2 separate regions of the Homo sapiens genome follow, and region 2 is linked to region 1. A link is an interaction called in ENCODE POLR2A ChIA-PET data of the cell type or tissue named here. Cell type or tissue: MCF 10A. All regions are shown on one strand. Links, peaks and the distances in the headings refer to the core of each region. The heading gives the core; the rest is flanking DNA. Region 1 overlaps FSTL4 (follistatin like 4). Region 2 overlaps FSTL4 (follistatin like 4).

Evidence for each region. Peaks named below come from ENCODE experiments on the same cell type or tissue, not always from the same donor. Only the 100,000 strongest peaks of a DNase experiment are listed, where the experiment ranks them.
Region 2: POLR2A ChIA-PET joins it to region 1 with 10 read pairs; 2 of 35 experiments call an interaction of 5 or more read pairs at or near these places.

The regions. Positions count from the first base shown.
Region 1 is chr5:133,283,320-133,288,690 of GRCh38, forward strand. All of the region lies in intron 6 of FSTL4 (follistatin like 4), which reads right to left. Among named protein-coding and RNA genes, the nearest start is that of FSTL4-AS1, 30 kb to the left of the region's middle. In MCF 10A, for the core only: a CTCF peak has its summit at 4,396 (motif pointing left); DNase peaks (open chromatin) are centred at 2,502 and 4,372.
Region 2 is chr5:133,231,715-133,237,085 of GRCh38, forward strand. It overlaps FSTL4 (follistatin like 4), which reads right to left. Exons shown (of 16, transcript NM_015082.2): 8 at 1,703-1,823. Among named protein-coding and RNA genes, the nearest start is that of FSTL4-AS1, 22 kb to the right of the region's middle. RefSeq lists an enhancer at 3,906-4,770. In MCF 10A, for the core only: no CTCF peak of the experiment used is centred there; no DNase peak of the experiment used is centred there.

The sequences.
Region 1 (5,371 bases), core at 148-5,147:
TTGAGACTCCATCTGGTGGGGCTGGCCCTTGTCCAAATGGTGGACAGTGACCTGGGCCCTGTCTTGGAAAGATGTGTCCATTGGCAAGTGACAAAGAAAGCAATACAAGAGACACAGCTGGTGAGGAGTCTATTACATGGTCCAGATCCAGGGGGACAGTCTGCTTTCCACTTCTCTCTCTCACCTTCTTGTTCATCCCAAATAATGCCAGACACATGGTGGCATTCCTTCCTATACAGACCTGGGGCAGCAGATCCCCAGGGGTAAGGAAATTCTAGTGCTGCTTGGGGTAGAATTGAGAGCAGGCCCTGGAGATGTTTGACCATAAGGTGCATTTGCCAGGGGCAGTGGCTCATAGAAACCATTATGAGGAATTGGACAGTGGGCTGTTGGCTCACAGCACTGCATGGGTGTAGGGCAATATATTGGTCTGTTCTCACACTGCTATAAAAAACTACCTGAGACTGGGTTATTGATGAAGAACAGAGATTTAGTTGATTCACAGTTCCTCAGGCTGTACAGGAAGCATGGCTGGGAGGCCTCAGGAAACTTACAATCATGGCAGAAGGCAGAGGGGAAGCAAGCATGTCTTAATATGGCAGAGCAGGAGAGAAAGAGCAAAGGCGGAAGTGCTACACACTTTGAAAACATCAGATCTTGTGGAAACTCACTATCATGAGAGTGGCAAGGGGGAAATTTGATCCCATGATCCAATCACCTCCCATCAGGTCCCTCCCCCAGCATTGAGAATTACAATTCAACATGAGATTTGGGTGGGGACATGGAACCAAACCATATCAGGCAAAGACCAGGAGACACATGTAGAAGGCAAGATGTTATCTCCACAGATGTGGGAGGGGGCTGCCCAGCACTGTCCCTTCTCTCACGCTGATCCAGCCCCAACCTCAGAGAGACCATCTGCAAATTTGGAACTCCAAGCACATCATAAGGAGCAATTCTCACAAGTCCATGCTCCCAGGTCAGACTGCTGCTAATCAAAGTGTTGCTTCCTCTAATTAGAGTGAGTCAAGTCATTAAAAACACTATCCTTCAATTGTTGGAGTGTGACATTTCTTCTTGATCCTAAGACAGATGCCCCTCAGGGCAGAAGTGGGACTGGAGGGAGGGGAAGGAGTGGGCAGAGGGCAGCAGTAGTTTTGCTGCTGACGCCCTGCTGATGTGAGCAGTGCCTGCCCGGGCAGTCTCCTCCCTCTACATCCTTGCCATTATCCTCTTCCTCTTCCCACTCAACCTGTGCAGACACAGCCCCTGGCATGTGCTGCTCTGGAACCACTCCTTGGACTCTGCCTTGGACACTCGCTCTTTTTCTTAAGTCCTTGGGCAACCCTCCTGGAGAAGATTCAGGCATCCAAGATTTGGATGAACCCCCACAGGCCAGTCTTCTTGGCATTCTCTACTTTGAAATGATTATAAACTGTCTCAAGTTGGAGAGGATGCTCGGTGTCAGATGCTGGAGGATATCTGACATGGTCCTTGCCTTCCTTAACATATTAGCTTTTTGCTTGGAGGAAGTCCTGGGGTAGGGTAGGGGAGTAAACAGACCCACGGGAAGAGACAGGCTGAGTAGGGTGTCAGGGTGCTGTGAAAGGACTGGCTAGGGCACGAGACCTAACGAGCAGGCAGAGGTGCTCAGACTTGGTGAGGTGGGAAATAGGGAGCCAGCGAAGGCTCTGGAGTAAGTGGGCACAAGATGATAGGTGATGCTATGGAAGCCCCACTGGGCGGCCCTGAGAGTGGTCAAAACATGGCATTGAGTCAATAGGCACACCCTTGGTGTTGCCCCTTCTATGCCTGGCTAGTTCATGAGGGAACAGGGAGATTTGCACAAAGTTTATTTGTCTTCTGATTATAAATGGGCAGGGCACTGTTTGAAAGAAGAGAGAGAAGTCAAGAAATATTTGTAAACAATGAGAAGAGAAGCGAGAAGACAAATGGAAATCTTGATGGAGGTGGCACTGCTAAAATCTTGTAATAGTAATAATATTTCAGCTTTGACCAGTGTCCTGGCAGAATGAGGGGAACACATACAGCTCAAGTGAGGTTCAGTCAGGTGCCAGCTGGCTGGGACCCTAGCCTTTCCCTGAAGGCTGCCTCTGGTACCAAAGGTTCTCTCTGACTTGGGCAGGAAAGGTGCCCCATTCCCTTGGCCCTAAAATATTACCCTCAGAACTGCCATGGAGTAGGATCTGAATTCTCACATTTTCCTCTTAACAGTTCCAAAGGAATGATTTCCCTGTTTCCTCCAAGGCCAAGGGCATGTCCTGCCACCACAAGGAGCCTCCCTCACTCATCTCACGTGATCTTCCTCTGTGAGGAAGTCACACAAAGCTCCCAGCTGTGGAGTCAGTCAGTCACACAAAACTCCCTGGCGAGTCAGTCTCTGAGGATCACTCAGACTATGAGGTCCAATGGCTCCTTCGCTGCCCCAGCTGCACCCAGCTCAGCACCACCTGGCCCGGTTTGGTGATTCACTTTCCATAAACCTCAGGATGGGCCTGCAGGCTAGGCCACGCCCAGGCATAGACTTTGCCAAGACCTGTCCACTGGGCTGTCAGCACTCTCAGGGTTGACCACTTGCCCAGAGCACGAAGTCCTAGGAAGGGAGCTGGATCGGTGGCCCCACCTGCCAGGGCACCAATAACTAAGCTCTGTGCCAAGCCCTGTCCTGGGTGCCTGAGCACAGCAGAATCTGACCTGCCCTGTGTCCATGGCACTTGCAACCTAGGTGTGTGTGTGACATGGTCACGACACAAGGCTGACCTCTAAGCATCCCTGGGTGTGATGTTGTGCAGTGCTTAGGAGCCTGGGTTCTAATCCCAACTCCACCATTTACTGACTATGCAACCTTGGGCAAATTTCTTAACCTCTCTGGACCTCAGTTTCCTCTTCTTTAAAATGGGACTCAGAATCTGCCTCATAGACTTTTAGTGAGGACTGAATATGTGAAAAGTATTTAGCATGTATCAGGCACACGGTTAACACTTGCTAGGTACTAACAGAGAGGGACAACGGACCTTAGAGCTTTGGAGGCCCTACCCAGATCTCCACATTCAGGCATGTAAAAACACTTGCAATGAGACCTAACTTTTTCTGAAGAGATCTTGTTTCTGTGGAGCACGTTTTTGATGTACATCCACCCGCTACAAGTTAATCGCCTCTTCAATCTTGACAAAAACCTTTCTTCTCACCCATAGGCTATGGTTCAAAAGGCTTAAAAAGTCAACTCATGACCCCTGTGGCTCTCTGGAGCCCATGGATGTTGCCCCAGCTGGAGGCCACATCATCACATTGGGGACCCTCCACTATGCATCTGAAGCAAGGTAGGACTGCAGGCAGGGGACTTAGGGAGGGCTTCCTGGAGGAGGTGGCATCTGAGCTGGCCCACAGTGGACTGCAAGGATCCTAACAAGCAGATCAGCCTTCTTTGCTGCTTTTTGGAAACAATTTTGTTTCTCTCTGTTTTTACTTTAAGTGTCTGTGAGCGTCTGGAAGTTTTAAGACACACTGATCGCCTCAATGCTGCCCTCAGACCACATCTCTCCATGGGGCTTGAATGGAGAATTTTCAATCCCATAAAAAGAAAACCTAATTTGAGAAGTACTGATTGTAAATATCATTCTGTCTCTCTTACTTAAAAACAAACCCTTGACTCTAGGCAGCCCCTGCATTGCCTGGTTGCATTCCCATCTTTATGTTCACAAGTCCAAATACCAGTGCTTTTCAGGCAGAAATCCTCTGCTTTCAGTGTGTTAAAGCTTTGTAGGTTGGCCGGACGCGGTGGCTCACGCCTGTAATTCCAGCACTTTGGGAGGCTGAGGCGGGTGGATCACAAGGTCAGGAGATCGAGACCATCCTGGCTAACATGGTGAAACTCCGTCTCTACTAAAAATACAAAAAATTAGCCAGGTGTGGTGGCGGGCGCCTGTAGTCCCAGCTACTCGGGAGGCTGAGGCAGGAGAATGGCATGAACCCAGGAGGTGGGGCTTGCAGTGAGCTGAGATCGCACCACTGCACTCCAGCCTGGGTGACAGAGCGAGACTCCATCTCAAAAAAAAAAAAAAAAATGCTTTGTAGGTGACTATTCTACCGAGGAGGTGAACACTATTGCTGGGAGTCTGTGAATGACAGCTGCATGCACATCTCTTAAATCAGCAGTGGCTCAGGATGCTACCTGGGTGCTGGCCTATGATGGAGGCCGCAGTTGGGTCATTTCATTTCCTAAGATGCAGGCATAGGCATCCCAACCAGCTCAGCCCTGGATCTGCTTCTCCCCTGCCCAGAGCTTTGGATGGCTGTTCTTGGCCTCTCATTCCAGGCCTCTATAGTCTGACTGACCTGACACTGTGGTCCCCACTGCCTCCTGCTGCCCGCACTCTGCTCTAGGATGACAGCAGTGCCGTTTCTTGAATGTATTCTGTGTCCTCCAGCCTCAGTGTCTTTCTTTGCTCCCACTGTTCTTCCTGCCCTTTACTCCAATCACACACATCCTTCTGGATGCCATTCAAATGCCAAACACCACCTCCTCCAGGGAGCCTGCCTTCCATGACTGCCACATCACAAGCACTCTGCATCTCTCCCTCATGCCTTATCCCCAATCTCCTGCCTCAGGAAAGCAGAGAAAGGCTGTTTGTTTTGGACTTGGACTTGCCTGGATTTAATCCCAGCTGTGCTATTGCCCAACCTCAGTCATCTCATCTGTAAACTGGGGTTACTAATAGTACCTGTTTGAGGACTGAACTACATATAATATAAATGATTTAACGTAGTGCCTGGCACAAAGTAATGCCTCAGTAAAGAACAATTATTATTTTAAAAAATGATTAATGTATTTTGAGTATTCCAGCCCCACCTCTTACTAACTAGGTAGCCCTGGGAGTGAGTGACTTAACCTTTCTGAGGGTGGGGCTTTGCGGACTCTGCAGGCCTTAGATGAGAGTTTTGGAGACAGGCTGCAGGGGCCCTGTAGTAGAGGCCCCTCTGTCCCGGGGGTCCCCCATGGTGGGACAGGGAGCCCCAGGCACCCTCAGCAGCACAGCCAGGGAGAGGCTGCTGCCTGCCCCTCCCAGGCCTGTCTGGGTCTGCCCAGGCCCCACTCCTGGCCCGCTCACTGAATTGAACTGTTTGGAGCGATGTTGCTGTTCATCTGGAAACAGCTTCATATTCAGTACCCACAAGACCAAACACAGACCCTGCCCAGCCACGAGGGGCTCAAAACCTGTCACAGTCACAATGCTCAGAGCCCCCAGCAAGAAACTCATCAAGATGAAGCACCAAGCTTTTAAAGAGCCTCTGCCTGAGCCCCTTGGCCCTGGATGCTGGGACAGAGCCTGCCTAGGGAGAGCCTTTGTGT
Region 2 (5,371 bases), core at 255-5,254, 51 kb before region 1:
GCATTTTTTGTAGAGACAGGGTTTCACCATGTTGGCCAGGCTGGGTTCGAACTCCTGGACTCAAGCGATCCAGCCTCAACCTCCCAAAGTGCTGTGATTATAGGCGTGAGCCAGCACACCGGCCTCATTTTCTCTTAAATTTGAAAATCTTCAAGTGAAAATATTTGCATCCATAACACAAAGGCCCGCTGTCTTTGGGAAACACCGACCATTCCCAATGTGAAAGGCAGCGTAAATAGATCCTTAAGAGGCACAGTCACGAAAGTAGCATGCGGGAGTAATAAACAGATTCAGGAGGTTATTATTGTGTTTTTGGGAATGAATCGCTACTTGTCTGAACTGTGGGGAGGTCAAGGGTGTTTTTAATTTAATGGATTAATCATTTATGTCTGATTTCTTTTTCCTTCCTATGAAAGCAATGCAAGAGGTTTACCCAAAGTTATAAATCACGTCAGTGCTCGGGCCGCATCTCTGGGAGGTCTGGGCTATGGGCAAGTTATACTAATAATTTGAGAGAGGAAGTAGTTGCTGGAATGGTTTCTTTAGTCAACCAAATCAGGGCAGAGTCATGGAAGGGGAAGTCCCAGAAGGTGGTGGCCCCGCCTGTGCATGGAATCTTGACCCCACTGCTGGCAGTGTGGCAGCTCCAGGGAGAAGCAGCCTATATTCTATTCTTGGCTTGAACGTTTTCTCTGGGTCTTGATTTTCCAAACTGTATAATGGGAAGGAGGCTCTCTGAGGGGCCACCAGCTCTGACCATCTGTGTCCACCAAATATAGCTAAATTTGGCTTGAGTTACACCAACAATCACCCCCGTATCTACCCTACCTTGGACTGTGAACTACATCCTCTGCCAGGCATTTCCCAAGCATTATATACATATTCTATTTCATCAGACGAGGTTGAGGCAGCCAGCAGTGTGACCTAGAGGTCAGAGTATGGGGTCTGGATCCAGAGCAACACCCAGCAGTTGTGTGACCCCAGGCAAGTGACCTTTTTTAGCAAATCATCCATGAACTGGATTAAGATACGTGGATGGGAAGGTCCATGTGAAGGGCTGAGTACAGGGACTGACCAAGGCAAGTGCTGGGAAAACCCTGGCTACTGTCATCAGGAGGCAGTGAATTCTTCAGTTTCTGGGACTCCTGGCAACACAGGGCCTGTGAGAATCAAGGAAAAGCTTCCAAGCCTCAGTTTCTGTCCTGGCTTGGCTAAGATGAGGCTCATTGGGCCTCCTGGGGAGGGAGACGGACACAAGCCCTTGTCGGAGGAAATAGAGCCTCCTAATTGAACAAGTGATATGGTTCCATACCACCTGGAAGGAGTGGTGGATTTCAGTTTCTGCTCGCACTAGACCCAGAGGCCACAGCGGCTCACCAGCACTGTGTTGCCTAAGGGGCATGCTCCATGCTCCACACTGTCTGTGGCAGCCCCAGCTGCTGAGCGTGACTGGCCTGAATGGCTCACGCCATGGCACTTGGATTTGTTTCACCTGTGGAGGCTTTGGGTGGAGCCAAATATGAAAATTGGTCAACAGACTTTGCCCTTTCCACACGGTTCCCCTTTACTTATAAGAGAGATGATATATTTTGGGGTTAGATATTTCTTTAAGAAGACAGAATACAGGAGGGGGCGAGGGTTGATCTGAGCAGCAGTTTGGGGAGGCTATGAGGGGACAACATGCATGGAGCCATTTACTAACCATTCACCTGCAGGACGTGGGTCTGGAACAGCTGCTCGTGGCCGGAAGCATGGCAGGTGTAATTGCCCATGTGGATGGTGGTCACCTTGGTGATGTACAGGGAATCATCCTCTCCAAAGTCCTGCACAGGGCAAAGATGACGATGAGACTGGCCTCTTTATTGAACGGGCTGGAAACCATAGCTGTCTCCTGGTTTTCCAGAAATCCTGCAGCTGGGAGAGAGTTCCTTTCTGCCTGGCCCTTGCTCAGCCAGAGCTGTCTGCAGGGGTGAGCCGTCCTGGGCAGCAGCAACCCCATCTTGCCTCCACATTGTGGGCCCAGACCTCTGCATCTGTTTAAGGCCTTGTGTACCTGGCCCCTCCTCCACGAGGCCCGGTTTGAACACATCCCCCAGCACACGCCCTCTCAATTTCAAGCAACTAGGCCCACGTGTCCCCCCATTTACCGGCTGCCTGCTTGATTCTCAGGGGTGTTGCTCACCTGATGAGCAGCTCTGTTTCCGGAGGCCAGGCCTTGTTTAGAGCGGGGGTTAGCTGACTTTCTTAAGGGGCTAGCGAGCAGATATTTTTGGCTTCATGGGTAGCACAGTTTCTGCCAAATACCCAACTCCGCCACTACAGCATGAAAATAGCCTTCAAGACACATAAATTAATGAACGTGGCTGTGTTCCACTGAAGTTTTATTTAAAGTTGGTGGCCTGGATTTGGCCCATGGGCTGCAGTTGGCCTGCCTATGGTTTAGATCCCACCTCAATCCCAGCATGATTTCAGGCTGCTTGCAGAGATCTTGGTAACCCAAGGGAAGGGAAATAGAACTAAAGGGAAAATGGGGCAAACAAAAAAACCAGGGCAGGAACATCAAAGAGCACTAGGAAGGGCGGATGCCCATGGGTTCCACAGGAAATGGCTCAATAAGCCTCAGCACTGTCATCTCTGCAGCCTCACACGATGGGGTCTTACTGGGCCAGTGCACAGAGGAGGGATGGGCAGGAGGGGCTTTTGGCTGCATCAGAGTCCCCTGATGAGCACTGGGCACCAAGCACTTGCCCAGTCAGCTGCATTCCCTTTTGCAGACCTGTGCCCAATGCTGGCCCTTCCAGGCACCAACTACAGACATGCCAGGAATTGGAATTACCCGTTTTCTACAGAGAGCCCTCATCAGGTTGGGCCTTGGCTACCAAACATTTCCCAGGATATGGTGCTCAGAGCTGATGGTACAGAGAAGGCCCAGGCTCACTAATGAGCAAGGGGGTTGTGCACTGTCATCTGTGGGGAGTGATGGGAACTCAGGACATCCAGGATTTAGCTTGAGCTCTGCCATTGACCAATGTACCCAGTCTCTCTGGGCACTGGCTTCTCCACCTGTAAATTGTGGACAATATATACGGCCTGCCTGCCTTATGTGGTGTTGGGAGATCCGGTGAGAAAATGCATGTGAGTGTATTTTTGAATGTGGGATGCATGATATACACAGGGGATGTTATTTTTCTTGTTATTATTAGCAGAAGATGCAAAACTCCTCTTGACCCCTGGAGAAAACACCAAATCATCCCTCCTGCCTTTCCCTGGCCCTTTCTGAGCTCCCTTTTCCCACAGAAGCATTCTGGTGGCAGGAGAGAAGGCCGTGGTGGCATGAGGGCTAAAAGCAGCTGAGGGCAGCTCCCTGGGTCCTCCGCTGATACTCATGTGAGCTCCTGTTCCTGAAATGCTGATGTTCTCTCTTGCTAACACTCCAGAGGGCCCGGCCACAATGGTCCCGAAACCCCTTAAAGACACTTTCTGAGCCGGGCATGGTAGCTCATGCCTGTAATCCCAACACTTTGGGAGGCCGAGGCAGGTGGATCACTTGAGGTCAGGAGTTTGAGACCAGCCTGGCCAACATGGTGAAACCCTGTCTCTACTAAAAATACAAAACAAACAAACAAACAAAAAAATTAGCTGGGCGTGGAGGCGGGCGCCTGTAGTCCCAGCTACTCAGGAGGCTGAGGTAGGAGAATTGCTTGAACCTGGGAGGCGGAGGTTGTAGTGAGCTGAGATTGTGCCACTGCACTCCAGCCTGGGTGACAGAGCGAGACCCCACCTCCAAAAAAAAAAAAAAAAAAAGACACTTTCTGGCTAATTAGCTGGATGAAGGGGTGCCGGCCCAGAGTGAAGCTTGGGGTAGGGCAAAGGCAGGAAGGTAGATGGTGAGCACATGCAGCCTGCTTGCAGGGAGGGTCAGGATAAAAACTCCTAGCAGTGCTCTCAAAGAAGTAAAATGTTGCAGAGGGCTGCGGAAACCCTGAGAGTTTGTTGTGAAACACTGCTCTGCTTCAAAGAGCCCTTTTCTACCATTCTGCGGAAGCCTCCATGATAAAATAAAACACCAGATAGCTGATTTGTCCTGTATCATAAGAGTCATAAAAGGTTCATATCTAAGTTGTTTATGAAAAGTTAATGACTAGTCAATTCTGGGACCGACATATTTCTAGTCTAAGCTGTTTCCTGTGTCAAAACTTAAGTCTGGAGGAAAATCTGTTTAGCTTGGAGTCTCAGTGGTGAGATGGCATCCTGAAATGGTACAGCCATTTCAAAGGGAAAAGGGTGGCAGGGCTTGGAAACTCCTCAGCGTCCCAGTTGGTGGGTCCCAGGGCAGACACCATCCGAGAGGGCAAAAACCAGAGCTGCTTGCAGGGAGCCTGGCGCTGTGGACCTGCTGGCATTTTCCCTCCAAACTGCCTTCCTGAGCCTTCACATCCACAGCCCCTTCTCATGATGGCCCTTGAAGCTGGCCTCAGGCTCTGGCAGGCCCTGCCCTCATCACCACCTGTGTGGTGGTGTTTAGTCATCAGCACCACCACATTCCTCAGGTTGAGATGGGCCCTGGGCTCTGAGGGCTGTCCCAAGGCCACTGTTCCCAGATATCAACCTCAGGTTGATACCCATTAATACCAACATACGGTCTTCAAGAGGTTACCGTGTGCCGGGAACTTACACGTCACCTTGTATGTATTTAATCCTCAGGAAAAAAAAAACCCTGAAAACCCCAATCCAGAAAACAAAACAAAAGCCCAGTTCCCCAGGGGCTGAGACACTAGGCTCTCCTTGCAGATTCATTCAGAGTGGGGTCTTCTCTCACCACCTCCATCGCTCCTGCTCTGGCCAGCTGCCACCTTCCTGGGTGATGCCAGGGACCCCGGCTTCCGGCCCACAGACTCTGCCCTGAGCCAGCCACATCACGCCCCTCATACTCAGAGCCTTGTTTGCTGGGGGCCAGCCCCTCTCAGACCCTACTGCCTCGCACACTCCCCTTGCTGTTGCTCTAGTGTGCCAGGCATGCTCCCCTCCTCCCAGGCTGTCTGTCTGTCTCCCTCTCCTGCAAGTCTGCTCCAACCTTGTCTGGCAGCCCCATTTCTGGAGCCTAACCTCTTCCCCACACCCTGCTTGGCGCCTCCTGTGGACGCACTGCTGTGCCGCCTGCTGCTTTCTGTACTTACCTTGTTTGCTGTCTGTCTTCCCCTGCAGAATGTGAGCTCTGCAGAGGAGGGCAGGGAGGCTTGTGCCCTGTGTGCCTGTCACAGTCCTGGTGCACAGTGGGCCCTCAAAAAATAGCTGTCGAGGGGACTGTACAGGGCACCGAGCTAGGCTTTCTGAGGGGATTCTTTCAGTTTGACAGCCGAGGTGCCCACCT